Regions from separate parts of the Homo sapiens genome. Here region 2 is linked to region 1. The links are chromatin loops, found by intact Hi-C in ENCODE. Cell type or tissue: GM12878. All regions are shown on one strand. Links, peaks and the distances in the headings refer to the core of each region. The heading gives the core; the rest is flanking DNA. Region 1 holds the start of CPS1-IT1 (CPS1 intronic transcript 1). Region 2 overlaps LANCL1 (LanC like glutathione S-transferase 1).

The links. A loop is a pair of places that touch in the nucleus more often than their neighbours do. Peaks named below come from ENCODE experiments on the same cell type or tissue, not always from the same donor. Only the 100,000 strongest peaks of a DNase experiment are listed, where the experiment ranks them.
Region 2: it touches region 1 in a loop (2.4-fold over the local background); 3 of 110 quality-filtered maps call a loop at or near these places.

What each region holds. Positions count from the first base shown.
Region 1 is chr2:210,608,463-210,624,862 of GRCh38, reverse strand. CPS1 (carbamoyl-phosphate synthase 1) reads right to left here. Exons shown (of 38, transcript NM_001875.5): 19 at 16,304-16,400; 20 at 12,570-12,746; 21 at 8,322-8,440. It overlaps CPS1-IT1 (CPS1 intronic transcript 1), which reads right to left and starts at 7,292. Exons shown (of 1, transcript NR_002763.2): 1 at 4,987-7,292. In GM12878, for the core only: a CTCF peak has its summit at 6,943 (motif pointing left); a DNase peak (open chromatin) is centred at 6,904.
Region 2 is chr2:210,438,369-210,454,768 of GRCh38, reverse strand. LANCL1 (LanC like glutathione S-transferase 1) reads left to right here. Exons shown (of 10, transcript NM_006055.3): 5 at 13,326-13,461; 6 at 14,025-14,171. The region is part of intron 2 of LANCL1-AS1 (LANCL1 antisense RNA 1); the gene reads right to left. Among named protein-coding and RNA genes, the nearest start is that of LANCL1, 30 kb to the left of the region's middle. RefSeq lists an enhancer at 11,418-12,003. In GM12878, for the core only: a CTCF peak has its summit at 9,447 (motif pointing left); a DNase peak (open chromatin) is centred at 12,105; H3K27ac peaks cover 996 bases.

The sequences.
Region 1 (16,400 bases), core at 3,008-11,007:
ATACAGAAACATAATAGGCACTTTATGAGTCATCTGAATATTACTCTGAAAACCTTTTAAGCAAAACATTCATCTTGTCCATGCCAGACTCGGAAGTACTCTCTCACAAATTCAAAAATGCACAATCATTTGCCAAAACTATGAAAACACTATTTAAATAACAAATGAAGACTCTCAGAACATTAAATATTTGATGTAAAATTTTATATCTATCTCAATAAATTATTACTTTAAAAATTAGTGGAGTCCTATCAAACCTATGACATCACCTAAAATATCCTTTTATTACATGGAACATAAAAGCAAATTAAAAATAAAATGTATTTTTGGCATTAGTTCACAGAGTTATAAAATTTCCCATGGTATTACTCTTCTCTTACAAAGAAATAAGTACTTGTATATATAAGCCCCATTTTTTAGTACACCTGAAGAGGTTCATTATATAAATGGCTTGGAGTATGAAGACTGAAAGCATAGAATGGTAATATGTAATAACTGGTAAGACTGTTTTTCTTTAAAGTTTGTTACTTCACATATAGTATATATTCAGCTAGCTGCATGACTGACCAGTAAAATAAGAAGGGAGTTTGTGTTGTTTCTTTTTGTTTTGTTTTTACTAGGGTGAAACTGAGGCTTAGAATATCGTGTGAGTTAGTAGTAATATGAGAAGACATAAGACCATTTTCTGCAAATCAAATTAATGGGTTCCACTAAAGTGTTCAATCATCTCCATTCTCATTTCTATATCCAAAATAATAGATGCTATCACAAAAACATGTCATAGTAAAGTATCACAAAAATTATAATGTGATTATATGTTATATTATCTTTCTTTAAATTACTTGTATATTTAGTAGTTTAAGATGAAAGTTGTTGATTTTTTTCTACCAGAAAATATACATTGTCATCAGAAAGTAAAGTACTGACCCTTCTGTTTCTTATATCTAAGTTCCAACAACTCTTAGGTGACACTTTTCCCCCAGAAACTTCAATCAAGCATAAGCACAAAACGTTCTTGCCTGATTTTTGCCATGCCTCATGAGCAAGTTAAATAAAAAGTCAATAGAAGTTAGCATGTGTAGGAGAGGACATTCAAAGGGAGTGTTCCAGCTAACGTGACACCTGCATTATTACATCTGCCAGAAGTTTGTGGCTGCAGGGAAATGGCCAACTTTACTGAGCTCAATTTAGCACTTGAATGCCCAAGTGGAACTCACCAGGGTTGTCCTAGATTGTTTTCCTAAGCAATAGGCACGCCTATGATTTTTCACCACTCACCAATGGACATAGTTTATCACATTGAACATAGTGATTTCGGATGGAAATTGGACCCTTGAAAAGTGCACTTTACTCTTTTTTTTAAAACTATATTGACTATAAGCAGTAAAGAGGAAAGAGAATATTAAAGTTATTAGAGTGAAGATAGCAAAAAAAAACCACATGAAACCTACAGAATATTAGACAAAAGCAATATCTGGATAATTTGTAAATAAATCCATAGTAAAGTTTATGTCAACAATAGGGAAACAAATACAAATTTTAGCTTCCAATACTCGTATGGTATAAATTGTATCACAATGGTTATATCTCCTACTTTTGAACGTGTAAAATGAATGAAAATAGATTCTTTTTAAGTAGTCATCTACAACATTGCTAACATAAATAGCGGCATTGTACATAAAAACAAGAGAGCAAAATGGACCATTGAAGGAAAATTGCCCAAAATGAATGGAATGCACAAGAACAAGCAATCATCATAAATGGTAGAAAACCTTCACTTTGATGATTTAACATGGTATAGCAAAAGCAGAGGCTGGCCATCTTCTTTAAGATAATCACTTGAAGCAAGGATTCAAAACTTAATTCAGCTTAGTTTTAGCCAGTAAAAGAGCGAAATTATACAATTTAGGCAGGTATAATAAAATCTCCAAGCTGGATATGTCAGTCAGAAATAGCTAAAGAAACCAAAAAAACAAAATAAGGAAATAAAAAAATTAAAAACAGTTACAGCCAGAGGGATAAGCAGATGCTTAAAGCTGGTAATTGTACTCTCACTTTTTTTTTCTTGCCTGTTCATGTGTCTTTTTTTTTTTTTTAAGTATCATGATTGTCTTTCAATATAAAATTGCCAATCCAAATTGGTATTATAAATAATAATGCTTGGGGGTGTAAAGTCCTGAAATAGTTCTTTCTCACAAGTTCTATTATAGTTGAATTCCTTACATACTTATAGCAAGGGGAGTCCAACTGAAGGATATTTGTACCTGTGCTTGTTTATTAATAATATAGTAGAAACCTTCATTATATATGCTGATTCTACCATGATAGGACTATCACCCCTTTATTGGCTACTGTTTCTAAACTGAAGCTGTCTATTTTAGGTAGTCTTACTTCTTATTTCCTCTAGATGTTATCTACACCTCTAAACAAATCTGTTTCTATACCCCAAGCAAACCTGTTTCTGTGTGTGTATATATATGCTTATGTTTACATATATTTAATATATTTACATGCACACTTACATACCATATACTTGATATGTAAGTATATAAGCATACACATATATGTATTATTTTTAAGCAGTCATCTATGGTATACACAAATATAAATATATTATATTTGATATTTAAGTATGTAGGTATATACTTACATGTAAGTATTCTTTCTAAGCTTCATCCACAATATTGCTCACATAAATAGCAACATTGTACATAAAAACAATGTTTACTTTTTACTAAAGTAAAAAGTATATAAGAATATAATTATATATCAAATATAAGGGGTTAAATAGCAAGTATCCTGGGTTCTGGAGTCCTGCTTAGACTTGATCCCAATTCTGTTATTTATTAGTATGTGATGTAGAGGAAACTGCTGAATCTCTCAGTGCCTCAGTTTACTATCAATAAAATTAGGACAATCACTGATTTCTTAATGTTGTGTTAGGAATTAAACAAAATAATGTGCTTAGAACAGTGCTTAATATGTAGTCCAAAAATTTTTGTGATTATTATCTTACCCTTGGAAGGCATTCAGAATTATTAAACTGAATCAAAATTCAAGTTTCAGTATTAAGAGTTATAAATTCATTATTTGGTTACAATAAGGAATAGGCTATATCAGAAGAACCTAGTTGGTGAAGACATTTGACATCTTTATTTGATTTATGGTACCTGCATTTCCTCTCTCCAGGCAGGAGATCTTTACATGACCAAAATTGAATCTATGCACTAATGGAAAAAAGAACTATAGGTGAGATTTTTATAATTTCTTACAGATCGGAGTAAGGATATTTTTCTTTTGGTATTTATTAAAATACTACATGGGAAGAGCACAATATGTGAAAGCGTCGGCATTGGGAGAGTGAGTATGGGAAAAATAGACTAAAATATCAATAGCTTAGCAGTGAAAGCTAATGGACAGAGATTATGCACATGTTGTGGTTCCACTAAAAATTTATATAGACTTCATTTTCCTCAAACTCCTTGCAGGGTGATCTGACAATGTGAAGTTAAAAGACCTTTGGTGACCATTAAACATCTAAATTCCAAAGCATACACATAACAAGTATTCGAATCCTACATGACACAACTTATATCGTACTGAGTAAAAAGAAACTTCTCAAATCCTAAAGAAATCCACTGTAAATATGTTATCACCCTAGGTCAGTTAATGCTACTACACCAGCCTATAAATTTGGGGAACTGCCTAGAACAGTCAGCTTCCCTACCATGCCCTTGGGTAGCAATAAGCAGTTTAAGTGGAAAAGGAGAAAGTCAGTGAGCGTAAACAGGAAAGAGATCTTTTTTTGGCTGAAGCTGTCTAAATAATGGTTATTACCTAAGCTGGTAAGAATAGATATTGCTTCAGAAGTCTTGTGAGGGTTGCCATTGCTACTATATTCAGGTATTAGAGACAGCATACTGAGTTCTGAGGGGGCAAGCACTCAAAGCTAGGATGCTGAGTTGATTATTCTGATACCTGTTGATATAGTTTTTATGTTTGTCCCTGCCCAAATCTCAGATTGATATTTAATCCCCAGTGTTGGAGATGGGGACTGGTGGGAGGTGACTGGATAATGGGAGCAGATTTCTCATGAATGATGTAGCACCAACCCCCTGGTGCTCTCCTGGCAATAGTGAGTGAATTCTTGCATAATCTGGTTGTCTGAAAGTATGTGGCACCTCCCCCACCGACTCCCTCTCTCTGGCTGGCTCCTGCTTTTTCCATAGGACACGGCTGCTTTCCTTTTGCCTTCCGCCATGATTGTAAGATTTCTGAGGCCTCCCTAGAAGCCAAGCAGATGCTAGCACCACACTTCCTGTGAAGTTTACAGAACTGTGAGCCAATTAAACCTCTTCATAAACTACCCAGTCTCAGATATTTCTTCATAGCAATGCAAGAATGGCCTAATACACCTATCCCTCTTGTCTCATCACCCTGCAGAAAGATGAGACTTCATACGTAATCATGAACATGAAACATGTTTATCTCTCCCCTTCAAAGAGAAGGGTTTCTGATTATAATTTCTACTATCTCACAGGCATGGAAAACTCATCAGTTATTTCCATAATATCTACCTAGTTACAATCATTGTTTTGTTTTCCCCATCTCAGTCTGTGAATATTTATATATACTAAATATGTGAGTATATCTTTTTTAATAATTTCCATTGTATTTTATCTTAAAATATATTGTTTGAAGCTATTGCATAAATAAGCACATTTATTGTTTACATTTCAAACATAAACTATGTTCTTGTTTTTATATTTCTTTTTTTATATTATACTTTAAGTTCTGGGATACATGTACAGAACATGCAGGCTTGTTACATAGGTATACACGTGCCATGGTGATTTGTTGCACCCATCAACCCGTCATCTACATTAGGTATTTTTCCTAATGCTATCCCTCCCTTAGCCCCCCACCCCCCAACAGGCCCCGGTGTGTGATGTTCCCCTCCCTGTGTCCATGCGTGGGTATAGTCTATTTGGGACTCAAATTCTGAACTTCATTTCAGATGACTATATGTAAACACAAGTCAGAGACTGACCATCAATTTAATGATATGCTCATCCTCTGCTATTAAATGTGTTTATCGGACTTTAGAACTCGAGATTGATTAACAACTGTAGAGTAGGAATTTTTATTCATTAGCATAAGGGAAAGCTATTTATCTTTTAATAAGAATAGCATTTGCATCGTAGCTATCAATTGCTTCCTTTAAAAAATAGGTCTGATATTAAAATAAGTGATGCATCATAAAGGAAATTAAGAAATGATACATTGCAAAATATAAAAGCAAATAAAAATTGTGAGTCTGAAAATGAATCTTTAAATATTTAACTATCATATCTACATATCTAAAATCATAATATATAATACATATCTAAAATCATAAAGTAACCTTTATTACAACAAGTAGCATTTTTATTTTCAGGGGAAAAGAGGAAAAATTTTCTTGGGCCCTCACAATATGTCAGATGTCATTTATACTTATATAAATTAAGCTTCACAAAAAAACTAGAAGCAGAGATTAAGAGAAAGAACATGAATCTGGAGAAATGAAAGAGGTGATGTACGTCTGATTCTACAGTGGGGAGGACTGCGCACCAATCTCTGGCTCCATAGTCTGCTCCTTCCAATGCACAAGGGTGGAACCAGAAAACCCACGTCTAGCATTCTATATTTTTTCTCTTAATTTACTTCTCTTTTCCCAAGTGAGAGCCCCACTGCCTGTCTTCTCAAGGATCTCTATGAAAAGTACAAAGGGAGTGCGGTACATTGGCAGCAGAGATAGATGTTGAGGCAGGAGAATTTTGGAGTTCTCTGAACGCACACCAAATAAATCGCTAGCTCCTAGGCCTACAGCTAAAGACAGCCATTCTAACACAGAAGCAGTTGAGATCTTCAAAGTAAACCATAAATAAATACAAATGAAAAAGAACAACTAATCTTCTCAGCCTCTCTCCAAACTCGCAATATGTAAGTCAGCTATAGGTCATTAATAGGGAGCTCTTGTTACTGTTGGAGCAGTACGTACCTTGATGACTAAGCCTCCCTGGATATTGAGGGGCCGAGAAAAAGCAGAGGACTCAGACCCAGACTAATGGTGAGTATAATTAAAATAGGGCAAGGAAACTCAAGGCCTTACATACTTAACATTCATTCCATCAGCTGTCGTATTCTTTCAACTTCAGACCCCTATGTGCCACAAAATGATGGAGACAGGTAGCTTTAGTGGCCATCTATTCTTGTTATTTATCTAATACCGCTAAATAACAATCATTATCAAATTGCTATGCGTGCATCAATGACACTTCAAAAAGAAAGGAATTAAACCATAAAGTGACACTCAGATAATGAGTTCAGGGTTTAGGTTTGCTAACGCCGTGGATCATCTGTGAGTTCCACTTCAGGTTTACTTTAGCTTTTGCTATATAATAGACACTTCAACCTCCCTGGATCAAAAACAAATTTATACAGTAGAGATGATTTTAAGTGTAAGTTTTTGAAATTTTTGAAATGATATAAAGCTTTACATAAAGAGTTTTAAATGTAGATCATTATGAACAATAGAAAATATCCCTATTTACAAATATATTTATGCCAGAAAATGGAGATTGAAAATGTCAAATTGTCGGCAAATAAATGCAACAGAATGTGGAAGTCAGAAAAATATTATAAATGATCTGTAACAGTGTGTTGTTTTAATCCTCCAAGGACCTTTTTCACTATCAATATACCCTTATTTATGCTTAGTTAGAATCTCAACCTGCCTTCTGGTTGTAACGAAAACTATTCAATTAAAACATTGAATTTGTCCAAAAATCAGAACGTATGTCAAGTGGAAATTTAAATCACAATAACATCTGCTATTTTCCACCCCAGGTCTTTTCCACTGCTGTGACTGGCATACTATAAGTTTCTAGCACCCCCATGTGGCTTAATTGGAGTGGTTTCATAGGCATTTGAAATCAGTTGCCTGAAACTGAGAACAGTAGAACAGACTATAATTTTACACAGAAGTTCTGCTGGCATCATAAACCAAGAAAGGGAAACTTAAGTCAGCAAAATTATAAGATAAATGTATAGGTTCAATTCCTAAATTATTTGCTGTCTACTGTTCATTTTATGTGATCACTAGAAAGGATGATTTACAAGCAACTATAGCTGGTTTCATCTTTGTCAGATAGAATTCCTCAGTTTTCAAAACCAAGCATTTGACATGGGCAATAATTAAATAGATGAAAAAGAACCTAATTTTTCTCAAAAAGAAAAGCAAGTGTTTTATTACCTAGTTTGTACACATATTGATCAGGCAAATACAGTAACCCAAGTATATGTTGCAATTGCTAAATAGTTGAGCAATCCAGGTTTTGAGATTTTCCACTGTCCTCAAAGATATTTTAAGTGATTAAAGTATCTACATTTTGTCAAATCATTTGAGAACAATTTTTATACAAACAAAATTTTTCCTTCTCTAAACACATCCCTAGTTTGCAGGTAAGACGTCTTTCCAATAGTAGTGTATTTCAGAGTGCTTTCAGAGGGAAGAAGTTCAAGAGGACTATATTGTCTTTCTTAATCTGCTAATAAATGCTCCTCTTATTGAAGATAGATGTTTAAAACTGATCCATGCTTTCATCAGCCTAAGGTGCCCCAGCAGTTTCCCATGAAAAATTTAAAAGTAGATTTTAAGGACTACATTATCAAAATATTCTCAACATAAAATGAAGTTTAAAAATAATTGGCCATGATGGAGATAAAAATGTAAATTAGTCAGAGGTGAAGAGTCTGTTAAGAGAAACCTGAATGTGGCTTAATTGTATGCTGAACTGAATGTCCCAATTTAAAAACAGTAGAGCGCAAAAGGAATGCATTTTCTCCTCAATATACAGCAATGTATAGATTGATATTAAAAGGGGAAAACAGACTTCAGAATGTAGAGGAAAATTTATAGAAAACAAATATTCATTTAATTGATTAATAAAATTTAAATCTAGATAATACTTCATAATTAAATAATACACGTTCATCAATGTATACCAATTTTGTGCATTCAAAAGACCTTATTACTATGTCTGATGACAAGGGTGGGAATAGAAGATGATTAAAAAGATTAATGGATACATTTCTAAAGGTAAACATCTAAAAAAAAAAAAACCTGCCATTTGTCTTCTGGCTACGGGTACTATTTTCCAACAATGGCACTATCTACCTCATTGAATCACAATGTAGACCAAATGCTTAAGAGTAGGAAGAAGACTCTTTAAAAATTGCACTGAAGGTGTCTGGCATGAATGAGAGCAGCACTGCCTTACCTGTTGAGGCCTTTCAGTGTCTTTTCCATGTTTAAAATATCACGCATCTTATACAAAAACCACTTGTCAATGTATGTGAGCTTCTCAATCTCATCAAGGGACATGTTGTCATCAATGGCCTGCCAAGAGGAGAAGAGATACTTTCTTTGGCAAACATTTTTCTAAATGTCTTATTTGGTTTAAAATACATAGCAGTCATGCCTCTGTGTGTTATTTAGAGAGCCCGAGACTGTAGACTGAGTTACAAAACATGAAACTGACATCACTGACATTCCTTCCAATAAACATAAAGATGGTGCCAACTATATCCACAAATGGCATACAGAGTAGGTGCTTGCCTTGAGTGGTGTGTTCTCAGAAAAATCTCCTAACAGGTTTTGACTCGCTCCTCTTTATTTGATTGTGTTACCCATTATACCCTAAATTTGGTACATCTCTTTGGAATTAAAGAAAGTCTCTTGAAACTACAGTTAAGCCAAATTGGTAAGAAAATCTAGAATTAATATAATGATCTCTTAACTTGTAGTGTTGATAGTTATCTTGTAGGAGATAGCATATTTTTATCACCTCACTCCACATTCACACAAACATACAATAGTCAGTGAGAATTTATGGGTCGGATCTGGCTTGGCTTTATTCCTCCAGAATATTTCCTCACAGAGGACTTCAAATAAAAAATTGTTTTGAATCAGTCACTATGATTTTTGTGCTAAGGCAGGCATTTTTTAAAATCCTAATATATTCCAAAACAATGTAGTAATAACTTCTGTTCTGATAGGCAGCTCAGCCTCTTCCTCAAGCTTACTTTATCAATTTCTCAAAAGTAAAACTACAACTATGGGTCATTAAGCTGAGTAGAAAATTTAACTGAAAAAAGAGATAAACTCTCAAAACCAAAATCTTTATACAAAAAGATGTCTACTCTTATTCTTGTATGTGTGTATGTGTACGTGTATATACCCTGTGAAAAATCTGAAAATATTCCAGAACAACATATTTTAGAATAACACACTGCGTTTTTAAGACCCATTAAGAAATATATGCAACTAGTAACTCTGCTGGTATATTTCAGCCCAGGGAGCTTACTTTTCTTAAAGCTTTTACATAATGATAGTATCAGAGAGACCATGATTATAATTGTTGAGATATGGCATGGCTCATAATTTTGTTGACTAGAGTAAGATGACATTTAACAGAAATACTCAAAGCCATGTTCATTTCCTAGTCAATGTATGTTTCTTTTGTTTAATTCTCCCTGTAATTACAGTCAGGTTCCCAAAGACTTAATATTCTGTCTTACTTTCTAAGTGATTAAAGGCACAATTAGCTGTCGGCCATCTACACTGTGAGGTGGAGAGAACCTTAAGTTACTGAAACTTTTAAGAGATCAAAGGAGGTTTTCACACAAGCACATACAGTGAGGGAGGGCCTAGAATCCTGTAGTCATTTCACTGGAAGGAAGGAAAGGACTACAGTCAAATCCATGATTTCTTTCTTTTATATATATATATATACTTTAAGTTCTGGGATACATGTGCAGGACGTGCAGGTTTGTTACATAGGTATACACGGGCCATGATGGTTTGCTGCACCCATCAACCTGTCATCTACATTAGGTATTTCTCCTAGTGCTATGCATCCCCTACCTCCCCACCCCCCGACAGGCCCCGGTGTGAAATGTTCCCCTCCCTGTGCTCATATGTTCTCATTGTTCCACTCCCACTTATGAGTGAGAACATGTGGTACTTGGTTTTCTGTTCCTGTGTTAGTTTGCTGAGAATGATGGTTTCCAGCTTCATCCATGTCCCTGCAAAGGACATGAATTCATCCTTTTTTATGGCTGCATAGTATTCCATGGTGTATATGTGCCACATTTAAAAGCTCATCATCACTGGTCATTAGAGAAATGCAAATCAAAACCACAATGAGATACCATCTCATGCTAGTTAGAATGGCTGTCATTAAAAATTCAGGAAACAACAGATCCTGGAGAGGATGCTGAGAAATAGGAATACTTTTACACAGCTGGTGGGAGTGTAAATTAGTTCAACCACTGTGAAAGACAGTGTGGCATTTCCTCAAGGATCTAGATCCAGAAATACCATTTGACCCAGCAATCCCATTACTGGGTATATACCCAAAGGATTATAAATCATTCTACTATAGAGACACATGCACACGTATGTTTATTGCAGCACTATTCGTAATACCAAAGACTTGGAACCAACCCAAACGCCCATCAATGATAGACTGGATAAAAAAAAAAATCCATGATTTCTCAACAGCAAGCAAGATCCTGCCAGTCTTAAGACCTCATCTCCAAGCACTGCAGCTTTGCTATGTAACATCACTGTAATGAAGTCTATAATGACCCCCAAACAAGTTTGAGGTTACTTTAATGTTCCAAAAATCAAAAATAATGCCCCGCATTCTCCCCAAATCAAAAGAGGTGATGATCCAGTCATCCTGAAATAAGACTGCTGTAAAAATCAGACCTCAGAGCAAGTTGCTCTTTCTAAGACTCATGAAAGCAAGCAAAGATTTACACACTCCCTTCATTCTTTTTCCCCTTCAGCCCTCCACCGTCCTTACACTCTCTGTCAAAATCACCAAGTTCCCGGCTGCTGTTGAAATGAACAGTAATGATGACCTCTAACAAACAGAAATCAGTTCCTTCTCCCAGCACTCGAGCAGGCAATAATTTACACGCAGCCCCTGCACTTCTTGCTCATACATAGGGTACCCTGTGAAAGAAAGAACCTCCACACATTTTTCCCAGATTCTCATCTTTTATAAGTCTGTTAGAAAAGAATGAGAGATTTGCTTGAGTTTTACAGCTTAGCTGGGAACTTGGAAATGCTTGCCTTTTTCATCTCCTTCAAAGTGGCAGAAACATGATTGCTAGACTTAAGGAAAAAATCTATTTACTGTCCTTTGCCTGAGAAAAAAATTTTATATATATATATACACACACACACACACATATGAATGTCATGAGCTGCTTCTTAAATAAAAGACTGAAATAGGGATAATAAATGATGAAGGTGAAATGGCTTTCTAAAATAACTTCTTATCACTGCTATCCCACCCGCCACCGCCAGAGAAAAATTCTAATTACCTTGAAACTCAACATGGGAAAATGTCCATCAAGAGATAATAGCAACTCCCAGAATTTCAGTAGGGCTTAAATATTTTCCATTTAGAAACCATAAGAGCGAGGAGAATATACATTGGATGCAATTAAGGAAATATCCCTTCCTCTCCTTCAGGTCTCTTAAGGACTCAAAATATGGACATAAAAGTTGCGATGAGTTCAAAATCACTAACAACATTTTTCTGTTTCTACACAGGCAAATTACAAAGACGGGAATCCTTTTAAAGAGAAAGTTCATGTTTTCACCGACTCATCCCACATGCACACACATACACACACACAAACATAAAATGGTCAGTAGAGCTTTGTAGAACCAGTGCGGTTTGATACTGTTGGAGGATTAACGCTTGTGCTTCCTTAAATGTCAAAAAGCCTTTCAGGGATTTCTGACCAGACAGATTCCAGCTGCCCAAGTCACCTTTTATAAAATCAGATGAGCTGAAACTTCAAAACTCTAAGCACAGTAAATATAAAAGTAGATTAACATGGCATTTAATTTGCATGAGAAGCAAGTAGTGGAGGGAAGTGAGAAATGTAGGGCCTTTTTTCCTGAAAGTAAGACCAATAAAATAATTACATGGAAAACCCTATAATCATGTGGGCCTTTATAGTCTGTTGCTGTTTTTTAAACACAGAAAGAGAAGCAAATAAATTAAGATTATTCTAGACTCAAGTGGCACATACTAAGGGACATTATTGTATGCACCTTCCTTTCTACAATACAATTTTACACATTCAAGGAACATGTAATAAAGTTAATAGTAAAGGACAAGTCAATATAGTCAAATCTACTTGAGTATTAGTACTAAGTATACTTAAAAAGGGGGACATTTTATCTATTTAATCATCCTTTAAAACTGCAATTTGCCCTTAAATCCAGGCTTAAAGTCAAATAAAAATGATAATTTATCATTAATTGTAAAAGACTCTAATGAAATCTATAGATGTTTCCAGTTTAATACTATAAAAGAATTAAAAATTTTCCAAAAATCCCTGATTTAAAACCACTTTGTGATTCAGTTTTATTTTAATGTCCAGACTGACTACATTCTGGAAAAGCAACTAGTAGCTGTGGGCCCCTTGTAACATCTTACCTTGGCAATGGCATAGATACGCGTGCTGCTTGGTTCAGACAACTCTTTTCTAAGATCTAAATTAGATGGCCATTCTTTGTTCATTGGGAGACGGGGAGTGAAACCTTCTATAGATGGGTGGCACATCCGTAAAGCTTTCTGGAAACTCTCCTCAAAGGTACGACCAATAGCCATGACCTGTAATACATGTTTAAGACCTCATATTGAAAGAAAGAGCTTATGTATCTTTAATTTGTAACTGAACTGGACGTAAAATATATTTTATAAAACAAATAAGAACAAAAAATATATCATAAAGCCTCTCAAATTAAAAAAAAAAAAAGGTGTTCCTTTTTTTCTTCCTCTCTCACTTTCTCCATGGTTTTGGTATAATGCATCTTCATTAGGTCAGTCTTTTACCACTCAGGGAGTTCAGCTGTATTTGCTGAGATTGATGAGGAAATCACCTGTACCTGCTCTGGACCATAGTATTAAAATAAGAAATTCAAGGTTGAAGCATAGAGACCTTTTCTTAGTAAGATCTTGCTTTATGCGCATGTTCTTTAGAATGGAAGGCAAATAAAAAGAAACCAGAAATATATTAACACTGAAACAGAAACTATTTGTAAATGAGTATCAGTCAGTATTCAAGACAGGTTGGCTTTCCTTACAGCTAAGCATTAATATTAATAGAACCTTGAGAGTCATAACAAATACTGATGATTATGATTTTGAACGTAGGAGGAGACTAAACTTTCTGTGACAAATTCAATGTGTCTTTCCACAATCTTTACAGCTCATCATACACTAATCAATTAGAAAAATTATGTGGTGATTTAGTTTGGACAAGTTGCATGTCAGAACTAAACTTAAATTGATCTTGCAACCTACCCAGTTATTTTCGCTGGATAAACATTGTTTGAATCTTTTCATAGAATAATAGATTGCTATGCATTTTTGGTCTCCAATTTAAAATAATAGCAGTCATAATGCTATTTTCAGTAAACTTTTGTGATTCCTCAAATAGACTCAAATTACCACTAATGTCAGTTTAGGAAATCTTCATGTCAATTATGTGACAAGATACATATTCAATGATCACTAAAGCCAAACAGATAACCTTTTCACACTGTTCCAAATTTAATTAGAAATAAGGGAAAATTTACAAGAGCAGGAATAAACAACCTGTTAATGCAATTCAGATATGCAATTTGCAAGTCATAGTGGTATCTTGAAGAGTTAGACAATATGTTTATAGATTGTCTAGCCTGGGCATGGAAAAGACTGCCAGAAATCAGACATTTTATTGTTCTGTAAAATTAAGGAAATATTTTGGGTATATTTAAGAAAATTTGAAGTATTACATATTTAAAATTTATCTGAAATTAGTTCTATAAGTAACTCTCCATATATTTTTATTATTCTTAAGCACAATCTATATAATGGTACATGGGATCCATTCAATTAAAAAAAAAACGTGTATAACAAAGGAATATGTATCTATAAATGTTTGCTCAAAAATTGTGCTTTTCAATACTCTCTCTATATATTTTTGCTTTTTGAAACAGGTTCTCACTCTGTTACCCAGGCTGGAGTGTAGCGGCACTATAGGGCTCACTACAGACTGGACCCCCTGGGCTCAAGTCGTCCTCCCACCACATTTGCCCTATACTATTAAAATGCACCTTCCTTGAGTGACTATTTCACATTTTCCAGTGGAATGACTATAATGGGCTTCCTCAACCCTATTCTACTATATTCTCATAGCATCTATATATAAGTACTATCTTTTAATATTTACCAGAGATTAATAATTCATTGTCTATTCGGGTCAGTTTAGGTATTCTGAATTTACCAACTGCAGACAATGTATCTCAATTATCTATAATCTATTCCTTTTTTAAATCCTCCCAGTGTCTTGCGTTTAGTAAGAACTCAGGAAATGTTTGCTCACTTTTTGAACTAAATGTAAGGTGTTAGACAACAAAACTCCCCCCTACCTTTTATTTTTTGTTTGACAACAAAATCCCTCAGATAAGAAGCCCCAAATGAAAATATTACATAATTTTCTCAAGTTCCTTGAACTACCAATTTTATGGTGAACATTATTTAAAAAGGACCCTTCCCATGAAATGTAAACTAAATAACAGTTGTTTATTTGGTGCAAACACTAGCAACATAGATTTTCATGGTATTTGCGTTCTATTTCTTTTGTACACTAAAAAGTATGATTTGAAAAATAAGATTTAAAACAACTATAATGGAGAAAAAACTAATATTTAGTGTTTTACAACTAGTAAGACATTTTAATTTAAAAGGCCAATTTGTTGATTTGTTACTACTTTAAAATCTTTCATTAGTATCTTACAAATTAAGGAAGCCAAAATAGAAATAATTCTGCCTTTCATGTGTGAATATGATAGACCAGTAAAGCATTTCTTTTTCTTTTTCCCTGTATTGGTGACAGATTTAATCTATATTTTCTGTGATTAGTGACATGCATTTCTGAAATGGCTGGCCTGGGTTTAGGCTATAATCTGTGTTATGGGACAAATAAAGAACAATATGGAAAAATATGTCATAAACAGCCTTTTGCTCTGTACTCTAATCAACTTAGATACATAGACTAAAAGCTCCCACACTGGCCACAACAGAAATAGAGATGAGATACAGATAAACTAAGATAAATGGTAGATAGACAAATGATAGAGAAAGACTGAGATTTGTTCATACTTCAGCACTCATCTACCCCATGCAACATTTATGAATACTAATTTAATAATAACAATAATGATGGATTACATTTATTAAGAGGGGGTATTATAAGAATCCTGCAAGGTAGGTATTATTATTTCTATTTTATAGGTGTGGATCCTGAAACTCAGTCTTGCCTGAGAGTCTGTAGCTAATAAGTGGCAATGCCAAGAGTAATATCCAAGTCCAGCTGGTTCCAAGTTTCATGTTTTCTCCACTATCCCAAACCTTCTGGATGCAGAAAATGATTAGGACTTGGTGGAAGGAGGCAAGGGAGTGAATCTCAGCAGAGATATGAATTCCTTTCTTTCCTCTCACACAGAAGAACACTGCATCTTTGAAGATGCAATAATCAAAGGCTAACTTTAATTTCAAATAGTATAACAGCACATTCTAAAAAATCTTCTAAAGATGTTAAAAGCTTAGAACTTTTTAGTATAATTAAAGAGGGCTTAATAATCTACTATGCTCATATCAATTTAGAATTTTAGAGCTGGAAGGATCCTGAGAGATGAACTAGTCCAGCCTCTTCTTTTATAGATGTGGGGAATGAGGTCTCAGGAAGTTAGAGCCACAATTTGCATGAATGGACTAAAGTTGAATTCTTAAGCTCAGTTCAGTGGTCTTTTTGATATATTATATTCTATATTACTTTCTTGATTTGGTTATAAAATATATTACAACTCAGTTATATGTATATGAATGTGTTTTCATATGTGTATCTATACTATATAGCCAGATATATGGCCTCACCTTTTGAATAGGAAGACCTTCAAATCCAGCAAAATGGCCATGTAACATATGTAATATGTAAACAATCACATAGAGACTGTTAGCATATTAGTATGCTAATATTCAGGCAACTTTAACACTGTCAATTGCACCTTTAACACTGTCCATGTGTTGATGGTATCCAGGCAACTTTAACACTGTCAATGGTGTCACAAATTTAACAAAATAACTGAGAACAAGAAGAAAAGCGTAATAAACCAAGGACTCACCTCTCCTACACTTTTCATAGAGCTACCAATTCGGCTAGATGTTCCATGAAAACGGTCAAGATCCCAGCGGGGAATCTTGGTGACCATGTAATCCAGG
Region 2 (16,400 bases), core at 5,494-13,493, 170 kb after region 1:
GAGAGTCCTTCTAAGGGACCACAGACTGATTCAAAACGGCCTTTCTTAGAGGCAATGACATGCACATCCTGATTTTCATTTTGGTATAAATTATGGTGGTCCACTAGAAGCTGGTGAATTATGAAGAATTATTAAATGTTTGTACTAATAGACTTTAATTGTTGCCTTACCAGAGTTTATTAAGCACTCTTTCGGAGTTCTAAGAACCCTGGCTGCCGTGCAACTCTGCATGCATCGCTCTTAGGCTCCACTGCGCGTGCTAACACTCCAGCAACGTTTTAACCAGTGACTGTCCCTGAGTTGACCATGGTGTTTGATTCCCACTATTCTTTCTTATAGATTACTGTTAGGATGGCATTACCATCACCAATTTAGTTTGTCTAGGATCCGTTGGCTAATCTTATACTGTTTGCTGGTGTATATTTAAACAACAGGCTTTTTGGACTTTTTAAGATATCATAGTGCTGTATTCAAAAAAGGAATGATTTATACCCCTATTGTTTAGGCGTGTGTGTGTGTGTGTGTGTGTGTGTGTGTGTGTGTGTGTGTATGTATGCATATCTCCCTTCTCTCCCAATTTTTTCCCATGCAGTGATATTTTCTTATTGTAACTAACTTTTTCCACTGGAAAGTGTAACAAAAAGAAGGGGTGGGAGTCTTGCTCCACCCAAAATGATTTGGGAATCATTATATTGGATCATTTTCTGAATTGACGTATTCTTCAAAACACCTTTTTTTAAATACATGCCTATGCTACATTTCTTAGGGGCTAGACATTACATAGTATAACTTTAAAAACACATTACTTAGTGTGTCTAGAGGAAAAAAACTGAACATTCCACTCCAGAGCTGAGAAGCTTTTAATATAAAACCTGTCACCAAGCTCGACCAAAATGAAAGATGAAACAAAACAGTGATTTCCCCCAAAGTTTAAAGTGTGTTCCTTCCATAGTAGCTGACTTGCATAAGACTTGCCAATACAAAAACTGTTCCATACTCACCTAAATTTGAAACACAGAGACTACCTTTTAATTTTTTTTACATAGCTGATGTTTAAAGCCATCAGCCAACAACTGCTTTAGAGGTCCACAAGATACTCTCATTCAGTGAATCACTTGTTAAGTACCATCAGATAAATTGTAGTGCTCCCAATATTCTATATATAATGCCAGCCTTTCCATAATACATGCAGCCACATTTTAATAGTTTGCTATGTGAGAAATGTTAATGTGTTCAATGAGACCAAGATTCATAGATTCAAACAGATGGGAATTTGTATCAAAGCACTAATTAAACAAAATTAAATATGTGTCTTTACCGGCTGCTTAGCTTCTTCTGTAGCTTGTATACCTGGGGACAACACGCCAACTCTAGGGAGCAGCACTTGCCAATGTTAACTCACCTATACAACCCTCTTCTTCATGAAATCTTGAGGGCCTATTCTAACACACTCTTTGGGAAATGGTACAATATCAATATTAGTGTATTAAAATGCTCCTAAGAGTATGCTAAGATTTTTGTTGTTTTTGGTATATTGGTACTAAGGGTGTTGTTGTCATTTACCTTTTTAAATTTTGACATTTCGACAGTATTTATAGCCAGTAGGCTTGTTAAGGTTAAAAATATAGTATGTGAATATAATAGGAAAATACACTATTTGTGGCTATAGCTTTGATTTTTTTCAGATTTTTTATTTTATACAAAACAGAAAAAGAATGACTTGGAATGATTTGTAAGTTACGGAGTTTGCTTTATCTTTTCAAAGGAAAAATCTAGAAATTTGACTTAATTTCAAGAAATCCAAAATTATTTAATATAAGTTATTTAGTAAACCTCCTTTAACTTTTTACTAAACCTTTTTTCTCATTTTACAGACCTTTTGAGATCCCACGCTCACATTCTCTGTGTACTGCCTTTGTTGTGCTTCATTGCCAACATCATGTTCTAGCTAGCTTGCTTTTTCTACATTTTCTTAATGTAATGTTCTTTCAAAAGCATAATTTTTAAGTTTTAGAGACCAGACAGTCCTTTGAGATCATCAAAAGTCTAATCCTTACAGAAATTGAAATCCAAGGAAATCAGTGTTTCCCTATAGTACATATTCTTAACCTTGGGCCAGAATCTTAGGGTTTCTGGCAGTGTATAAAACCCCCAAATTATATTCAAGGAGGGAGCATTTGTGCTTTTCTTAAAGGGATCTATAACTCCCCAAAAGGAGGGTGTGTGTGTGTATGTTCATGTTCAAATTGTCCTACAAATGGCTGGGGAGTGGAGGGGAGGACAATACATTGCATTAATTTGTTCTACTGCCTGATACATATCAGATCTGTTTTCATCCCACCCACTTCTACACATCAGTGCCACAACATGAATAAAGTGTGTTGCCTGTTCCCAATTAGATGGCTAACCTAACATTTATAGTGCTTTGGGGCCAGTACTTAGAATGATGAAGCGCTCTGGCTTTCTGGTCCAGAAATATATAACCTCCCTTCTTGTAGTGTGACGAGTCAGTAATGGACATCTTTTTTTTTTTTTTAATAAGCAGAAAAGGGATTTAAAAATATTTATTGTGGTAAAATATACATAACATAAAATTTGCAATTTAACCATTTTTAAATGTACAGTTCATTGGCATTAATTATATTCACAGTGTTGTACAACCATCAGCACTATTTATTTTCAAAAAATGTTTTATTACTCCAACAGAAACTGTACCCATTAAAAAGTAATTCCCCATACCCCCATACCATCATCCCCTGGTAATCTATATTCTACTTTTTCTATGAATTTGCTTATTTTACGTATTTTATATAAGTGGATTATACATTTGTTCTTTTGTGTCTGGCTTACTCCATTTAGCATAGTGTCTTCAAGGTTTATCTACGTTATAGAATGTATCAAAACTTTGTTCCTTTCAATGACTGAATAATATTCCATTATATGTATATACCACATTTCTTTTTTATCTCAGAAAAGGAATTTTTAAAAGGCTATTTAGTAGGTTCTGGAGAAGGAAGCCTGGAGCCTATATAGCCAGTGTGGGGCTGTGAGTGCTATGGGGGCTTTGGAATTCCAGCTGCACTCCCTACTGTGTGATCTTGGGTAAATTACTCTAAACCTTAGTCTCTCATTTGTAAAATAGAGATAAGGAATGTTGTGCAGATTATTTATTTGAGATAATTGATGGAAATCACTTAGCATAAATTATGGCACCTAAACTGAAAAAGTACTTATAAATGTTACCTATTATTATGGCTTGTAAAAATCATTGCTTATGCTTCTACTTTTTTGTTGTTATTATACTTTGAGTTCCGGGGTACATGTGTAGAATATGCAGGTTTGTTACACAGGTATACACGTGCCATGGTGGTTTGCTGCACCAATCAACCTGTCATCTACATTAAGTATTTATCCTAATGCTATCCCTCCCCTAGTCCCCCACCCCCTGACAGGCCCCGGTGTGTGATGTTCCCCTCCCCGTGTCCATGTGTTCTCATTGTTCACTTAATGAGTGAGTACATGTGGTGTTTGGTTTTCTGTTCTTGTGTTAGTTTGCTGAGAATGATGGTTTTTAGCTTCATCCATGTCCCTGCAAAGGACATGAACTCATCCTTTTTTATGGCTGCATAGTATTCCATGTTGTATATGTGCTACATTTTCTTTATCCAGTCTATCTTTGGTGGACATTTGGGTTGGTTCCATGTCTTTGCTATTGTGAACAGTGTTGCAATAAACATACGTGTGCATTTGTCTTTGTAGTAGAATAAGTTATAATCCTTTGGGTGTATACCCAGTAATGGAATTGCTGGTCAAATGGTATTTCTGGCTCTAGATCCTTGAGGCATTGCCACACTGTCTTCCACAATGGTTGAACTAATTTACACTCCCACCAACAGTGTAAAAGCATTACTATTTCTCCACATTCTATGCAGCATCTGTTGTTTCCTAACTTTTTAATGATCGCCATTCTAACTGGCTTGAGATGGTATCGCATTGTGGTTTTGATTTGCATTTCTCTAATGACCAGTGATGATGAGCTTTTTTTCATATCTTTGTTGGCCACATAAATGTCTTCTTTTGAGAAGTATCTGTTCATATCTTTTGCCCACTTTTTGATGGAGTTATGTTTTTTTCTTGTAAATTTGTAGATTCTGGATATTAGCCCTTTGTCAGATGGATAGATTGCAAAAATTTTCTCCCATTCTATAGGTTGCATGTTCACTCTGATGATAGTTTCTTCTGATATTCAGAAGCTCTTTAGTTTAATTAGATCCCATTTGTCAATTTTGGCTTTTGTTGCCATTGCTTTTGGTGTTTTAGTCATGAAGTCTTTACACATGCCTATGTCCTGAATGGTATTGCCTAGGTTGTCTTCTAGTGATTTTATGGTTTTAGGCCTTACATTTAAGTCTTTAATCCATCTTGAGTTAATTTTTGTATAAAGTATAAGGAAGAGGTCCAGTTTCAGTTTTCTGTATATGGCTGGCCAGTTATCCCAGCACCATTTATTAAGTAGGGAATCCTTTCCCCATTGCTTATTTTTGTCAGGTTTGTCAAAGATCAGATGGCTGTACGTGTGTGGTGTTATTTCTGAGGCCTCTGTTCTGTTCTATTGGTCTATATATCTGTTTTTGGTACCAGTACCATGCTGTTTTGGTTAATGGACCCTTGTAGTATAGTTTGAAGTCAGGTAGCATGATGCATCCAGCCTTGTTCTTTTTGCTTAAGATTCTTTTGGCTATGCAGGCTCTTTTTTGGTTCCATATGAAATTTAAACTAGTTTTTTCTAATTCTGTGAAGAAAGTCAGTGGTAGCTTAATGGGGATAGCATTGAATCTATAAATTACTTTGGGCAGTGTGGTCATTTCCCAATATTGATTCTTCCTATCCATGAGCATGGAATGTTTTTCCATTTGTTTGTGTCCTCTGTTATTTTCTTGAGCAGTGGTTTGTAGTCCTCCTTGAAGAGGTCCTTCACATCCCTTGTAAGTTGTAGTCCCAGGTATTTTATTCTCTTTGTAACAATTGTGAATGGGAGTTCACCCATGATTTGGCTCTTTGTCTATTATTAGCGTATAGGAATGCTTGTGATTTTTGCACATTGATTTTGTATCCTGAGACTTTGCTTATCAGCAGCTTAAGGAGATCTTGGGCTGAGATGAAGGGGTTTTCTAAATATACAATCATGTCGTCTGCAGACAGAGACAATTTGACTTCCTCTGTTCCTATCTGAGTACCCTTTATTTCTTTCTCTTGCCTGATTGCCCTGGCCAGAACTTCCAATACTATGTTGAATAGGAGTGGTGAAAGAGGGCATCCTTGTTTTGTGCTGGTTTTCAAAGGGAATGCTTCTAGTTTTTGCCCATTCAGTATGATATTGGCTGTGGGCTTGTCATAGATAGCTCTTACTATTTTGAGATACATTCCATCAATACCTAGTTTATTCAGAGTTTTTAGCATGAAGGGCTGTTGAATTTTGTGGAAGGCCTTTTCTGCATCTATTGAGATAGTCATGTGGTTTTTGTCTTTGGTTCTGTTTATGTGACGGATTACATTTATTGATTTGTGTATGTTGAACCAGCCTTGCATCCCAGGGATGAAGCTGACTTGATCATGGTGGATAAGCTTTTTGATGTGCTGCTGGATTTGGTTTGCCAGTATTTTACTGAGGATTTACATATTGATGTTTTTCAGGGATATTGGCCTGAAATTTTCTTTTTTTTGTTGTGTCTCTGCCAGGTTTTGGTATCAGGATGATGCCTCATAAAATGAGTTAGGGAGGAGTCCCTTTTTTCCTGTTGTTTGGAATAGTTTCAGAAGGAATGGTACCAGCTCCTCCTTGTACCTCTGGTAGAATTCGGCTGTGAATCTGTCTGGTCCTGGACTTTTTTTGGTTGGTAGGCTATTAATTACTGCCTCAATTTCAGAACTTGTTATTGGTCTATTCAGGGATTCAGCTTCTTCCTGGTTTAGTCTTGGGAGGGTGTATGTGTCAAGGAATTTATCCATTTCTTCTAGATTTTCTAGTTTATCTGCATAGAGATGTTTATAGTATTCTCTGATGGTAGTTTGTATTCCTGTGGGATCAGTGATGATATCCCCATTTATCATTTTTTATTGTGCCTATTTGATTCTTCTCTCTTTTCTTCTTTATTAGTCTGGCTAGTGGTCTATCTATTTTATTGATCTTTTCAAAAAACCAACTCTGGGATTCACTGATTTTTTTTGAAGGGTTTTTCATGTCTTTATCTCCTTCAGTTCTGCTCTCATCTTACTTATTTCTTGTCTTCTGCTAGCTTTTGAATTTGTTTGCTATTGCTTCTCTAGTTCTTTTAATTGTGATGTTAAGGTGTCGATTTTAGATCTTTCCTTCTTTCTCTTGTGGGCATTTAGTGCTATAAATTTCCCTCTAAACGCTGCTTTAGCTGTATGCCAGAGATTCTGGTACATTGTGTCTTTGTTTTCATTGGTTTCAAAGAACTTATTTATTTCTGCCTTAATTTCGTTATTTACCCAGTAGTCATTCAGGAGCAGGTTGTTCACTTTCCGTGTAGTTGTGCAGTTCTGAGTGAGTTTCTTGATCCTGAGTTCTAATTTGATTGCACTATGGCCTGAGAGACTGTTAGGATTTCCATTCTTTTCCATTTGCTGAGGAATGTTTTACTTCCAATTATGAGGTCAAGTTTAGAATAAGTGTGATGTGGTGCTGAGAAGAATGTACATTCTGTTGATTTGGGGTGGAGAGTTTTATAGATGTCTATTAGGTCTGCTTGGTCCAGAGCTGAGTTTAAGTCGTGAATATCCTTGTTAATTTTCTGCTTGTTGATCTGTCTAATATTGACAGTGGGGTGTTACAGTCTCCCACTATTTTTGTGTGGGAGTCTAAGTCTCTTTGTAGGTCTCTAAGAACTTGCTTTATGAATCTGGGTGCTCCTGTATTGGGTGCATATACATTTAGGATATTCAGCTCTTCTTGTTGCATTGATCCCTTTACCATTATGTAATGGCCTTCTTTGTCTCTTTTGATCTTTGTTGGTTTAAAGTCTGTTTTATCAGAGACTAGGATTGCAACCCCTGCCTTTTTTTTGCTTTCCATTTGCTTGGTCAATATGCCTCCATCCCTTTATTTTGAGCCTATGTGTGTCTTTGCACATGAGCTGGGTCTCCTGAATACAGCATACCTATGGGTCTTGACTCTTCCTCCAATTTGCCAGTCTGTGTATTTTAATTGGGGCATTTAGCTCATTTACATTTAAGGTTAATATTGTTATGTGTGAATTTGATCCTGTCATTATGATGTAGCTGGTTATTTTGCCCACTAGTTGATGCAGTTTCTTCATAGTGTCAATGGTCTTTACAATTTGGTATGTTTTTGCAGTAGCTGGTACCAGTTGTTCCTTTCCATGTTGAGTGCTTCCTTCAGGAGCTCTTGTAAGGCAGGCCTGGTGATGACAAAATCTCTCAGCATTTGCTTGTCCGTAAAGGATTTTATTTCTCCATTTCTCCTTTGCTTATGAAGCTTAGTTTGGCTGGATATAAAATTCTAGGTTGAAAATTCTTTTAAGAATGTTGAATATTGGCCCCCACTGTCTTCTGGCTTCTGGGGTTTCTGCATAGAGATCCACTGTTAGTCTGATGGGCTTCCCTTTGTGGGTAACCCGACCTTTCTCACTGGCTGCCCTTAACACTTTTTCCTTCATTTCAGCCTTGGTGAATCTGACGATTATGTGTCTTGGGGTTGCTCTTCTCAAGGAGTATCTTTGTGGTGCTTTCTGTTTCCTGAATGTGAATGTTGTTCCTGAATGTGAATGTGAAGGTTGGGGAAGTTCTGGATAATATCCTGAAGAGTGTTTCCAACTTGGTTGCATTCTCCCCGTCGCTTTCAGGTACAGCAAATGTAGGTTTGATCTTTTCACATAGTCCGTTATTTCTTGGAGGCTTTCGTTCCTTTTTATTCTTTTTTCTCTAACCTTGTCTTCATGCTTTATTTCATCAAATTGATCTTCAATCTCTGATATCCTTTCTTCTGCTTGATCAATTTGGCCATTGATACTTGTGTATGCTTCACAAAGCTCTCATGCTGTGTTTTTCAGCTCCATCAGGTCGTTTATGTTCTTCTCAAAACTGGTTATTCTAGTTAGCAATTCCTCTAAGCTTTTTTCAAGGGTCTTAACTTCCATGCATTTGGTTAGAACATGCTCCTTTAGCTCAGGGGAGTTTGTTATTACCCACCTTCTGAAGCCTACTTCCGTCAATTTGTCAAATTCATTCTCCACCCAGTTTTGTTCCCTTGCTGGCAAGGAGTTGTGATCCTTTGGAGAAGAAGCAGCATTCTGGTTTTTGGAATTTTCAGCCTTTTTGCACTGGTTTCTCCCATCTTCGTGGATTTATCTACCTTTGGTCTTTGACGTTGGTGACCTTCAGATGGGGTTTCTGAGTGGATGTCCTTTTTGTTGATATTGATCACCAGTGGCGCCTCCAGAACAGCAAAGATAGCTGCCTGTTTCTTCCTTTGGAAGCTTTGTCCCAGAGGGCACCCGCCAGATGCCAGCCGGAGCTCTCTTGTATGAGGTGTCTGTCGACCCCTGCTGGGAGGTGTCTCCCAGTCAGGAAGCACAGGGGGGCAGGGACTCACTTGAGGAGACAGTCTTTCCCTCAGCAGAGCTCGAGCACTGTGCTGGGAGATCCACTGCTCTCTTCAGAGCCGGCACGCAGGAATGTTTAAGTCTGCTGAAGTTGTGCCCACAGCCACCCCTTCCCCCAGGTGCTCTGTCCTAGGGAGATAGGGGTTTTATCTGTAATTCCCTGACTGGGGCTGCTGCCTTTTTTTCAGAAATGCCCTGCCCAGACACTGGACATCTGTTTTTAAAGTTACAAACCTTTTGATAATACAAGGCCAAAAACTCTCCCCAGTAACACCCTGAGGAAGTACTGTGAGGAGAGGAACAGAACTATCCTGTTTGTGTGTCTTCATTCTTCTTTCAGTGACATTTCAGTGACTTGGCTATCTCTTCTAAAGATGGGTTGCATTAATATCAACATATCAAAACAAATAAATGAAGCTGCAACAAAGTGCTTGTTAGTTTGAGAGTTTCTGAAAACACATAAAATAACCATTATGATTTATCAGTGATATCATTTCTTTATTTTTATATCTTAATATAAATATTTTATTTTTAGTCTTATATCTTGAGAATATAGCATGTACAACTTGCAGTTAAGTCCTAGTAATCATCGAACCCAACTAATGAATTTTAGTGATTTGAATTCAAATCCAGAAAAAAAGGGATATGCTTCCTTTATTACCCTAAACTGTATTGTTTTAATAAGATGCTCTGAGCAATACTGTATTTTAGATAAATATTTGAAAGGTATTTGCTACCTACTTTGAATGTTGCAAATGCAAATGTGTTTGGCTGCAAAGTAAATGGAATGCTAATTATATATTGCCACCTAGTGGTAATGTATGTCCTAACATCAGCAAAAAAGGAATGGAGTTAATGCCGTGGTTCAAATATTTTATTTCAGTTGGAATATCATTGGAATCAATGCAGTAATTCGGTGTAATACTTCCATAGAACAGTATGTGTTTAAAAAAAATTACAGTAATTTTTTTTCATAGTTCTTTCAATCTTTGCAAAAGTAAGTCAAAAGTACTTTATATTGAACTTCTATATAATTTGACACATTTATATTAAAAATAGGTTCATATCAAAACTTGAGATATTCATTGTTTACTGTAACAGTTGAATTTGTATCTAATAAACACATTTTGTTTTCTTATGGCCCCAACGTTACTGAGCTCCCAGTTCTGGAATGAGAAAAAAAATTCTTAATAAATGTTTTTATTAAAAATTTAAAATTCGTATTCAAAAATTAAAAATTACTTTTAAAAATTAAGGGAGTGTGTGTGTGTAGATATATATGGTATCGAAGTAGAAAACAAAATGGCCCATAATTCTATCCATAAGCCCTATTGTTTTAAAAAAGGTCAAAGTATACAAGAAAATGTATTAGAAGAAAAAGGAAAGAAACCTCTAGCCAAGTTTCTTGGTTATCTATTTCTCAGTATATCTCTTCCTAAGATAACCACTGTTTCACTATGAATTGTTGCCTATATTTGTAGAAGAAAAAAATGGATGAGCCAGCATTTGCATATTTAACTAATTTGAGTTGCCTCAATTTGATGAGGAAATAATATGAAAAAGTTTAAACTGTTTCACTAACTGCAACTAGCCATGCTTTTTCAACCCCCACTTTCCTGCAGTTCCCTTAAAGACTCCTTCATAAGTTTCTCTCAGTCTTTCTTTCATAACTGTCAGCCACTTTCACTCACTAAAATCATCTCATTCTGCTTATTTAAAACCTATCCTCTTCATTTTAAATGTTTTCTCCCCCCTCACCACAAGCGTGTGGAAGTAGTGGAGAGGGAGATGGGAGAGGAAGATTGTTCTCTTTCATATCTGCCCTCCTTGCTGAGCTAGGATGTTTTCACTCACTGTATCTATAGCCTGGTGGTAACAATTGTTAGGTTTTTGTTTGCTTGGGATTTTGTTTGATTTTGTTTGTTTTTGTTGTACATATTGGTGGTCTCCAGAGACTGGCAGTAAAGGCTGTAAACCCCCTCAGCTCTACCCCTACCTTCTGAGTATGTTCAAATGAAAGCACAAGTGGGTGCCCAATTCTGCCAACTGTGCAAACACTTTAGGAAGAAGATACTCTTTAGACACACATACATACATACATACAGTCTCCTACCCTGTTTTTGTAGCTCAGAGAAAGTCACATTGCCCTCAAGCCCTTCTTAGACTTTATTCATCAAAGAGTGGGAAAGCCCGTACCATCTTCCAAACCTCCAGCCCATCTTTACCACTCATTCCACCAATGAAAAACCATTTTCTATCATTCCTTAATAATAACAAATTCTCTGGTGTAGATTTTGATAAAGTTCCTATATGAAAAAGAGGCACTTCAGTGCTGAGTACCTCTGAGTGTTGACTCCTGCTTAGAGTACTTCAAATACATCACTTTGGGGCGGGGGTTGGAGGGACCTGATGTTTGTTACTTCAAATGCTAATTAACCATCCCTAGTGTATAGACTGAAGTTAGATGACAGACATGCACAGGCACGGCACACTGCTTCTGCTTAACTACTTTAAAATTAAATTTCCATATAGATAAACACGATAATTTCTAAACTGGAAGGGACTATTTATTTCACAGATGAAAAATTTTAAGAACAAAGATTTAGTGTCGAAAGCTACCTGATAACATTTGTTAGGGCTAATGTCGTCTCATTACTACTTTCTTCCAGAGTTTCATTGGCTCTTTGTGCTAATATCATTTTGTTAAGTTTCACCAAAAATTAAAATGTTTTAACTTAAATAGGATCATATCAAATTTATAGGCTAATTTAGGGATGATTGAGATGCACTTCAAAATTTCATGTGACAAAACATCTAAAATAGCAAGGACATTTTTCTTCCCTATCATATTTGCTGCCCACTCCCCTCCCCCCAAAAAGGGAACATTCTCAGAGGTCAAACTACCAAAGATGGTTACTTTCCTAAACTGACTTCCCTCTGTGATCTTCTCCCCTACTTGCTGGTTCCTGAGGCTTCCCCTTTTGGTCTCTGATGAAAAGGGTGGGGCTTTGATGACCCTGCTGTGCCATGTCTATGACTATGCATGCATCTGGGGCCAGGTGATGTGGAGGACAGAGAAGTAAAGCAATGGGGGCTTATAACCCCCTCCTAAGACTGCAGTTCCTCCAATCTGTGGGGAAATTTCCCTCCCTCAGAGTTTAGGCTCCCAGGGCTCCCCTTGTCTTCGCACCTGCTCCCAGCATGAGATTGCTTTGTAGCTTGGGGCACAAGAGAACTGAGAAAAGGAAAATAAAGAAAAATGGAGGGTTAACCCATTCTCTCTGATATTAGGAGTTCTCTTTGTTCAGACAGCACTAGAGGGCTTCTTCTGGGTCTCTATAAGCCTACTTGTGCCTACTTTTGGGTTTTGTGCTGTACTGAGTTCAGACCGGGGAATACCAGAGAGAAAAAATGGTAAACTCACCATTGGTTTGGTGCTACTTCAGATTCCTGTCCTCTTCCCCTTTTTGCATGTTACTGTTTGCTTTTCAGAGACCTCAAATAGCTGCTGTATCCTGTCCAGGTTTTAGAGCCACATTTTGAGGGAGACACAAGGTGCAGAGCATGCTTGCTCCATCTTACCTGAAATCAGAACTGAAAGTAACTTTTTCTGAGAAGCTCAACTGAGTCTATCCGTAGGGATTGAATGAACTATAATTCAGTGGGGTTCTATGCAAGTATTACAAAGAATGTGACTACTCTGTGTGCTGTTATGGAACCATTGTCAAGATGTATTGTTAAATAGCAAGCTGTAGAATATTTATACATATGTATATTTATGCTTATGTGTACATAAAATCTAGGAATACACACAAAAAAATGGTAACCATGGTGATTTCTGAGGAGAACTAGAAGGCTGGGAGACTGAGGAGATGGAGACCTGACTGACACCTCTTGTACTATTAATATTTGCATGTATTGGCCAGTTGCAGTGGCTCACACCTATAATCCCAGCACTTTGGGAGGCTGAGGCAGGCTGATCACCTGAGGTCGGGAATTGGAGACCAGCGTGACCAACATGGAGAAACCCCGTCTCTACTAAAAATACAAAATTAGCCAGGTGTGGTGGTGTGTACCTATAATCCCATCCCCTCGCGAGGCTGAGGTAGGAGAATCACTTAAACCTGGGAGGCGGAGGTTGCGGTGAGCCGAGATCACGCCATTGCACTCCAGCCTGGGCAAGAAGAGCGAAACTGTCTCAAAAAAAAAAAAAAATGTACATGTATTATTGACTGTGATAGATGAAACCTACTTCAAGTAGGCCTGGTGACACATTAAGAAATAAACCAAGGAAGGAGATGATGGGCCATTTGAGTGTTGGCTTAGTCCTTTCTCTGGGCTAAATGCCCTAAAAGCCAGCAGTTCTTGGCTTCTTTGACCCCAACTGCTAAAATACTCACCTTAGGGCCTGCCTCCATGAGGAACTAGGGAGATTTCAGATAGCCTCAGCCATACATTTGTATTCTTTCATTTTATGAATGTATTTGTCAGTTCCATTGTTAAGTGAAGAAATTTAATGGAGGGCTAATCTGTGAACCGTGACTGTTCTATAAATAGATATTATATATGTATAAATACATATTTTGTGTGCATGTATATTTTTTTCAATGTACCATTTTTAAGTATACACCAATACCTGGTTCCTTTCAAATTATTTGGGGCATGTATTTTTATTTTTAGGCTAATTCACCTAAATAAGATTGATCCTCATGCTCCAAATGAAATGCTCTATGGGCGAATAGGCTACATCTATGCTCTTCTTTTTGTCAATAAGAACTTTGGAGTGGAAAAGATTCCTCAAAGCCATATTCAGCAGGTACCACGTTTTTGTGTTTTTAGGAGCCTTTTTAGGATCCCATTTACTTACTATCTGCCTAAACTATTGTTTATGTCTCTGTAGTTAGCACATTCCATATAAAGGAAGGTGTATCTGGACCTCTAAAGGTTGGGCACAGTCCAAGAACCAATAGCTTTCTACGGAGTGCTGTTGGAAACATTTCTGTCTCAAGAGTCCGAAGGCCAGTCTGCTCCATTTCAGAATTTAGAGGCCCTCTCCAAAGAGGATTAGAGCCAAATTTCACCTCCCAGATGGAGGATCTCCTTTGGTGGTGCCTAGAGGAGTTTATGCTTTTCTTTGACAGGCGAACTCTTGTAAACTGTAATGCAAAGAGCTCAAGATCCTCTACGCCCTCCCCCTTCTAGGCTAAATACAGTCCCACACACTTCTCTGATGGAGAATTAAACTGTGCCTTTCCCTGGCTATAAGCTGGTGTCTAATTTGTCATGTTCCCCAGTACCTCTTAGCAAAAAAGTCTTTACCTCCTCCAGGAAGATTTTTGTTCAGTTAACTTGTTATTTTGGTTGGTTTTCTCCCTGTAGATTTGTGAAACAATTTTAACCTCTGGAGAAAACCTAGCTAGGAAGAGAAACTTCACGGCAAAGTCTCCACTGATGTATGAATGGTACCAGGAATATTATGTAGGGGCTGCTCATGGCCTGGCTGGAATTTATTACTACCTGATGCAGGTAAGGAGTGATTATGGTGAAATTTTAAAATGTCCTTCCTGACCCATGTACTATCATGGGTGAGAAAACAGATATTCTAGTTCTAGTTTGTCATTCTGTCAACCACTGCATTACAGTACTCTCCTTGTAATTACTTGTCCTAGACAAACAAAAGTAATGTTTACGAAGGTGCCTTTAAAAGTGTATAAACATTAAAGGCCCTGCGTTTTAAAATGATGTTTGATTTGCAGGTGATCGTGCTTGCCCACTTAGTGCCACTTGTGCAGACTAAAGTGTTTTGACTTATAATTCTGTATGAAGTGCCTCTGCTCTGCTCTTTCAGCCAGTGCTTTGAATTAAAACTATTATTCCACATTAAAAGGTACAACTGATTCCAACAAATTCCAGGAATAAGAACAAAATCAATAGAAAACAAATGAGCACTTGTTGCCTAATGCTCACTTAGAGAGCAAAGCTGAGGAGACTTCTACTTACCTGAAAAACAGCTGAATATGCTCTGCCCTACAGTTCTTGGGATCTAATACTATTGGGGCACATCAACCAAAGTCAAATAGACTAAAGACAGATAGAATTTACTGCAGCAGACATAACTTGGGAGAGATCAGAAGAGGACTTCTCAGGAGAGCATCATTTTGGGAGACTTACGAAGCTCTCCTTAAGGAGAAACTGGCACTTCTGAATAAGAATTCATGGCAAAGAAAATTGATTTTTAATGGCAGCAGAGGTACCCCTGTCACCTTCCCAAGGCACACTGTGGCATAAAGAAAAGTGTTTCATTAACGTGTTCAGCAGGAGTGCTTGGATATACATACTACCAGCTCTTTGAGTAGCTGGCTCTTATAATACAAGATCAGTGTTGGACCTGCCCTCTACCTATAAATAAACAAGGACAACAGAACTGAAAAACTCAAGATTATTATTATTTTTGAATGCAGAGTCACACATTGAGTGTTAGTGGCAATCAGAGACTAGCGTATTTATTCTACACTTTTCAATTAGAGGTTATATAATTAGGATGTTGACATTTAGACTTAAATTTCTTTATTTTTCTGGTGCATGTCTTCCTCTCTATTCCCAGTAGTAAATGTAGATTCCTAAAAGCTTTCAGGAAAGAAGAGTCTTCTGAAGTTTCAAGGTTAGTTAGAATCAAACATACTAGAGGCCCTCTCCAAAGAGGATTAGACAGCCTTATCGAAATTTCATTGAAACAAATAATCAGGAGACATAGTTGGTTAGTGACTAGACAGCCTCATCAAACTTTCATTGAAACAAATAATCAGGAGACATACTCTGCCTCCTTGTGTTAGCTGTAGTAAGAAATCTGAAAACCCAAGTATTGATTTTTCCATTTGCAGGTTATCATCTCTTTGAAATGATTTAATTTTTAATCCTGAAAGTCTATTCTAGTAGGTACGCCTTCATCAACATAAAATAAAACATCATTATTTTTAGGCCATGTTGGGTAATTCCTGCAAGTTTGAGGAGAGTCCACTCATTCTACTGTAACACTCTGAGCTTAAATGCTATTCTTTGTATGAAATGAAATCTGCCTTCTAAACAACTCAGTCCACTTTCAGAATCTTGTGGAAGTCATATTGTCAGCATTGCTTTGACCCCACCACGACCGCCTCCTGCCTGTGCTTCACACCACTGCCCACCCCTCACCACCACATGCCCCACACCTTGCCTAGTGAAACAGCACTTTGAATCTGTTAAAGACATTAGCAGTCATTGAATTAAGAACAGGACCAAAAGGAGAAACTAAAATGTGTATCAAAAATGGTGGCTCATATGCTGTATGTCAGTATGTCCTATGGATCTGTACGTTGTTATGTCAAAATAATGTGGCATTTAGATCAGTCCTAAATCCTCTGCAAAAAGACTTGATCTAGAGGCATGCTGTAGTTTGGAATCTAGATTCCAGGTCTCTTAACTTGTTAGTATCCTTTTTCTATTGAAAATACCACCTATCTCTTCTCTAAATGTAATAACGAAAGTCATGCTTGGTTTGTCCAGTGCATCTCTTTGTGACTTTTAAAGCTTGTTTTATATATTGAAACCATGAGAAACTTCTCTTACACTCACATTCATAGGCATTGACTTAGGAAAATTATTTATATGTATGTAGATAGCAATTAATATTGAAAAACAATATATACAAAATGCCGAGCACAGTGGCTCATGCCTGTTATCCCAGCACTTTGGGAGGCCAAGGTGGGCGGATCATCT